Linked DNA regions of Mus musculus: region 2 is linked to region 1. A link is a loop called in an ENCODE intact Hi-C map of the cell type or tissue named here. Cell type or tissue: heart. All regions are shown on one strand. Each heading gives the region's core, and the rest is flanking DNA. Links, peaks and the distances in the headings are about the cores only. Region 1 holds the start of Gm11100 (predicted gene 11100). Region 2 overlaps Cadps (Ca2+-dependent secretion activator).

Region 1 (2,922 bases), core at 178-2,677:
ACCTTATCACCCTCTTGTATTTTCTTCATAGCATTGCCTACATTTAATTAGCTGAAATTATTCCTTTCATTGTGTCTGTGTCAGGTTGTCCCATAGCACTTTAAGATAGTTTGGGGGGGGGGTGGGAGGTGCCATTGATTATTCATATTTTAAACACACACACACACAAAAAATGAGGCTCAGAGGTTTTCTCCCCTTTCCTAAGGTTCCAGAACTTATTAGGTATAAAACTAGGTTTTAAGTCTTGACTGGCTGCAGAACTGCTATCTCTCTCGTGTGCCCTTCTTTTTCCCTTGACTTTTTTTTTTTTTTTTTTTTTTTTCCGGTAGCCAGATTACATGCTTTAGGGTTGTTCCGTGACCTACTGGAGAAGGGAACACTTGTACACAGAGAGGCATGAGCACTCACTCACATGAATAAAAATACCTCTCTCTTCCTGCCATAAAACTCATCACAGCCAACCATTCATTTGATTGAATCCAACAAAATGAAGATTCAATACTAATTATTATGTGAAAACTTCTGGTTAAAGGAATTGCTCGCGGGTATATCTATTTATTCTAATACCCATGATTCTCGCCAAGAGGAAAACTAGACCTGGACAGAGCTCCACCCTCGTGACCAAAGCATCTCCGCCACAGTGAAGTGGTTTAGAGTCTGGACCAGGAATCTTCTGCCTCCTGAGAGTCTTACTTGCTACGGCAGAGTTTCTACTTCGCGTGAATCTCACTATATAGCTATCACCCATAGCATTCCCATTTGAGAGATGAAAAAATGAGCAAATCACGTGACTGTAACGAGACTCAGGCCGCAGCCCAAGGCTGGAGCAAGAGCTCAGATGTACCGTCCTGAACACACCATAGTAGCACCTCAATGTTATACATTTTATTACTGCTTTTTCTCTAAGTGCTGAGTTTTGAACCCAGAGTCTTGAGGGTCTTAAGTCATACTCCCAGCCTCTTGTTCCATCTAAAGTTCTTCTCCCAGATATTCAACTGTACAAAATCTCACGTACCAAAATCATCAGTATCGTGTGCGTTTATTTCGTCCGATCTCAAATGTATTGAGTTGAAAGCTGCGTTTATATAAGATGTTCAGCTAAATGCTATGCACATCAGTGATATGGATGATTGATGGGTACACACACAGGAACCAGAGTAAATTATATACCTTTCTTCAGCTTTCCTGCGGAGGCCTTCTTTTTAAGCACCAAGTCCTATTGAACTCAGCTACTCAGAGAGCCAATGAAGCCTGAGACTAAACTATAGCCTAGTGTCTGCTGCCACCTTGTGGTAATGTTCTCACCTAGGCAGTATTTGCTCTTAAGGGTTAAATGCAGAAATACTGTGCAAATGATCCAGGTACTGAACTTTTTTAGCTTCATGCTTTAAAAGACTTCCACAGAAACTCAAGATGAAATAAAATAGCCCTTTCGGTGACTACTGAGACAGCCAAACAGCAGCTGGCCTCTTGGTTCGTGCCTCATAGGACAGCATTCGACTTCCTGAGGGGTGAAATAGAAAAACTCAGACCCTAGAGCACCGTCCTGCTTATAGAACTCATATACGGATATCTAAATGTGATTAACAATTATGCTGTGACTTCTTTTATTCCTAATGTGCCTTCTCTATGTAGTATTTCACACGTTACCAGGGAATTTCCCACACTTCTGTCACATGCATCATTGGAGGATTATGAAGTAAAACACGGTCAGTCGCACAAATGTTTGTGCTAACACTTGAGAAAGAATGATGTTTCCTGTGTGTTTTGCTCCAAACAACCAAAAATTAAGCCGTGATCTCAGTCACTGGATGAATTTTAGAAGTCCTTTCCGCTCAAGCACTAAAGAAATCCAAAGCACAGCTGAAAGTGACAGCGATGGAGCGCCCTCCGTTTTGTCAAAGTGAACTCCTAAAGCTTGCCTGTGGGAAGACTGGCCAGTACCAAGGAATCCAGCAACCCAATAGGAAAACTGGCTCATTCAAAGGGAAGGTGATAGAGAGGTAGGTAACAAAGACTTACCTCGTTTCCCATTGGTACCTTTTGGTTTTTGGTTTTTTGTGGGTTTTTTTTGTTTGTTTGGTTGGTTGGTTGGTTGGGTTTTTTTTTGTTGTTGTTGGTGGTTTTTTTTTTTTTGGTTTTGTTTTGTTTTGTTTTTGTCTTTTGTGTTTTGTTTTGTTTTTGTCTTTTGATTTTTGGTTTTTGGGTTTTTTTTTTTTCATTACACAAGATCCATTGTGAAAAGGTAACATCTCCTTTAAACATTATAATTTAAAAATATAGACTGTAGGTAGGAGGACGGAGTGCTACATCAGATCAGGATGTGGAGTGCTGTCGAAGTCATCTTTTGCAGTTATTAAAGTCTCAATTTTACCAGGCAGAAGGCTTTACTTTCCATCTGATTTGAGTTTTAATGTGTCATGTGAGATTAATGTCCGTATTAAGAATATAATTTTTCAGTATCAGTATTTTCTTTTTTTTTTTTTTTTTTAAAGATTTATTTATTATTATATGTAAGTACACTGTAGCTGTCTTCAGACACACCAGAAGAGGGAGTCAGATCTTGTTATAGATGGTTGTGAGCCACCATGTGGTTGCTGGGATTTGAACTCTAGACCTTCGGAAGAGCAGTCGGGTGCTCTTACCCACTGAGCCATCTCACCAGCCCCCAGTATCAGTATTTTCGTCTTCTCACATTCCACACCAATGAATTTTGAAAATGTATCAATGCTTTCTGTTCCCTGCTAAAGCAATGTTTACTGCTGAAATGTCTACTAATCCTATTTCACCACTGAACCCTCTTCAAGGAAACATCAAAAGAGCCCTAGACCTGGGATTTCTTGTCAAAGGCAAAACTGTAAAGACAGACATACACTATTAGGAGCATGCCTCATTTTAATTTTGTGTTATATAAATCAGTGG
Region 2 (2,922 bases), core at 203-2,702, 1.3 Mb before region 1:
AGTGAAACTCGCCTCCCTTTGTCTCTTTCAGGAGGCATGCAATGGACTGTAGGGCATACTTGGCTGAGAACAAGGAAGCTCCAGTCCTATCCTCATTCCTATTTCTGTAACGCCGAGTAAGTCTGTCCCTCCTCTGATCTGCCACTGAGTCGGTAAAGCACCAACTATGGACTAGATGAATGAACATGCCCAGTGGCTTTATTCTGGTCACTTAATCTCTATCCATGGAATGGCAGATTCTTTTAGTGCAGTATGGATGAATGAAAGCTCTAGGCAGATCCACAGAGGTAGGGAAATCTGAGATGCCTCCCAGAAGTGAACTCTCAGTGGTGCATTCTGGGAGCTGCCTATTCCTGTTATCTAAGTGGAAGGACGGAGGGTGGAGAGAGGAGTATCAAGAGGTTGTTGGGGCAAACAACTGATCACAGGAAGCAGGGTTGTAGATGCCACGGAGTCCTTCCAAAACACTAATCTCAAAGCATGGAGGTGCTTCCCCAAACTCTCCCTTTTTGGCCTAAATGGTGTATTTATCATCTCTGGATGCCAAATTCTGCTCCTCATTGGTAATAGTTTTCCACTTTCATGTAAGTCCAACTTCCCCACCCACTGCATCTTTCTGGAAAATTCCAGACCTTATTCATCTCACTTTGGCAGTTATCTGTGTGATGCGGTTATTTCTCACTTGCCTATAATTAGGTCCCTGGTGCTGCCTTTGCCTGTCACATGGTCCATATCTCCAGGGAGTGTGGCTTTGCCCAGTAGGCCCTCCTCGTATCTCAGAAGACTTGGGACATGAAAGGCAGACAGCGTAAAATGACTGACTTTTCGAACACCCTGCACTTTCAACCACAAGTATTGGTTGTATTTCTTTTAATGTGGAATGCTCAGGACCGGGAATGTTACAGACAGCTAAATGATCTGAGCACTATTACTAGGGTACCAGACTCCCATTTCCCCTCAGCTCCCCTAAGTCCTGCTAAGAGAAAATCAAGCCCATATTCATAGGCAGGTCGAATTATTTTCCACAGCACGATGCTGACAGCAGCTCTTGCTTTAGCTAGGATTTTAAAAATAGATAATGGGTATTGCTTGAATTTTAAAATGCATTAAAATATCTTCTAAAGGACCAGTCACTGCGTACTGGTTATTATTATTATTATTATTATTATTATTATTATTATTATTATTATTTTAATGGATTCTGGCTCCTTCTTATATGATTTTTCACTACTTAAACCATAACGAAGGATGCATAAGTGCTGTGACTTGTGAATGATTTCATCTCTGTAAGAGAGTGTAAGACATATAAAAAGTTTGTGAAATGCAGAAAAACCAAACAAAAACAAAAAACAAAGCAAGAAATGGAAACCAGTGAGTTGTGACAGGATTTCGTCACTAGATGGCAGTCCTGGTCTGTAAATGCTTTTCCAGTTCTGCCCTTGGTCCACTTGCAGACAGTCTACAATTCAGCTGTGGTGCGCTTGAATTCCACACTGCCAAGTGTATTTCCATTTACTGCAGTGGCATTTTGGCTAAGAAAAAATTCAGCCCTTTAGAAATCTGTAAGGACACAGCAAGACTTCTGTATTCTTAGCTACTATTTGAATCCAGTGAGTTAATTGACTGATACAGGGGAATTGTACCTAAATTTCATGTGAGTCTTGATCTGTTTATTTAGAGCAGAACAGAATATAGAAAGCACATGTCCTTCTCTGAAGGAAAGCCCCACACATGGGTTTGTTGTGAAGTTGTTTCTGAGGATGCATCTACATGGCATGGCTCTGTCCCAGGCCCATGTCTTTGAACCCACAGAGACAGACACTAAGGCCACGCCAGGCCTTATTCTCCAGCACCTGGGCAGTTAGATGGGGATGCACAAGGCACCGAGAAGGAACTTGCTTTTTCCTTACAGGTGGCTGATAACTCCCTCACGGTGAATGAGAGCTGAGGCCCATACCCTACTTTTTGGATTGAAGCACTTTAATCAGAGTCTACTCCTGGATGTCCACAGGAATCAGCCTACACCAGAATGATTTTGTATTCATTTGGTCCCCTAAGATAATAGAAGCTGAGGGTCATCCGAGCTTGATTGGTCGTGCCTCACTAGGCCCCTTGCTCTTGGTTGTACCTCACTTGCCATCTTTTTTCAATTGGTTTTTTTTTTTTTTTGAGATTTTATTTTTTGTTTCATGTGTACAGGTGTTTGCATGACTGTATGTATGATGTATGTGTACCATGGGGGCCAGAAAAGGACATTGGACCCCCTGGGATGTTGTGAACTGTCATGAAAGTGCCTAGAATTAGACCTGTGTTGTCCAGAAAAATATCCAGGGTTGTTAATCACTGAGCCAACTCTGCACACATGCACGTGCGCGCGCGCACACACTCACACACACACACACACACACACACACACACACACACACACACACACACTCACACGTGCATATCATAATTCTCCCCTTAAAATATTGCCGTTACTGCTATTTTTGAGGAGTAAAAGGGCATCAGTACTAAAGTGATGGTTTTCTGAGTCACCCCTCAGGCATCCAGATCTGGTGACAAGGAATACACACTCTAACTTCTTATACAGCCATTTTCTGAGCTCCTGTTTCATCAGAAACATACAGTGCCTTGAAATAGCAGAGAACACAAATTATTGGCTAAGTATGACTTTCCAGGGAGGATGACTTTGTCCTTTGCTCTCTCTGGGGACATTTAGTGGGTCTGTTGACACATTCGGGTTGTCACCACTGGGGTGTACATTTTATTGGCATCCACTTAGCCTATGTTCTGGATTCATTTGTGTTTTGTCTTTCCTTTCTTATCTTCAAGAGCATTTTGGAACTTATTAAACTATGAAGGTGATGCTAACCTCCTTGCTATCAAGAATTAACTGCTCCCAAAATTGTGAGTCCTAGA

Evidence for each region. Peaks named below come from ENCODE experiments on the same cell type or tissue, not always from the same donor. Only the 100,000 strongest peaks of a DNase experiment are listed, where the experiment ranks them.
Region 2: a loop joins it to region 1, with 6 times the contacts of the local background. A loop is called at or near these places in 8 of 42 quality-filtered maps.

The regions. Positions count from the first base shown.
Region 1 is chr14:13,916,566-13,919,487 of GRCm38, forward strand. Gm11100 (predicted gene 11100) reads left to right here and starts at 1,879. Exons shown (of 5, transcript NM_001370907.1): 1 at 1,879-2,003. The coding sequence starts at 1,879. In heart, for the core only: a CTCF peak has its summit at 1,307 (motif pointing left); no DNase peak of the experiment used is centred there.
Region 2 is chr14:12,573,864-12,576,785 of GRCm38, forward strand. All of the region lies in intron 6 of Cadps (Ca2+-dependent secretion activator), which reads right to left. Among named protein-coding and RNA genes, the nearest start is that of Fezf2, 230 kb to the left of the region's middle. In heart, for the core only: a CTCF peak has its summit at 1,397 (motif pointing right); no DNase peak of the experiment used is centred there.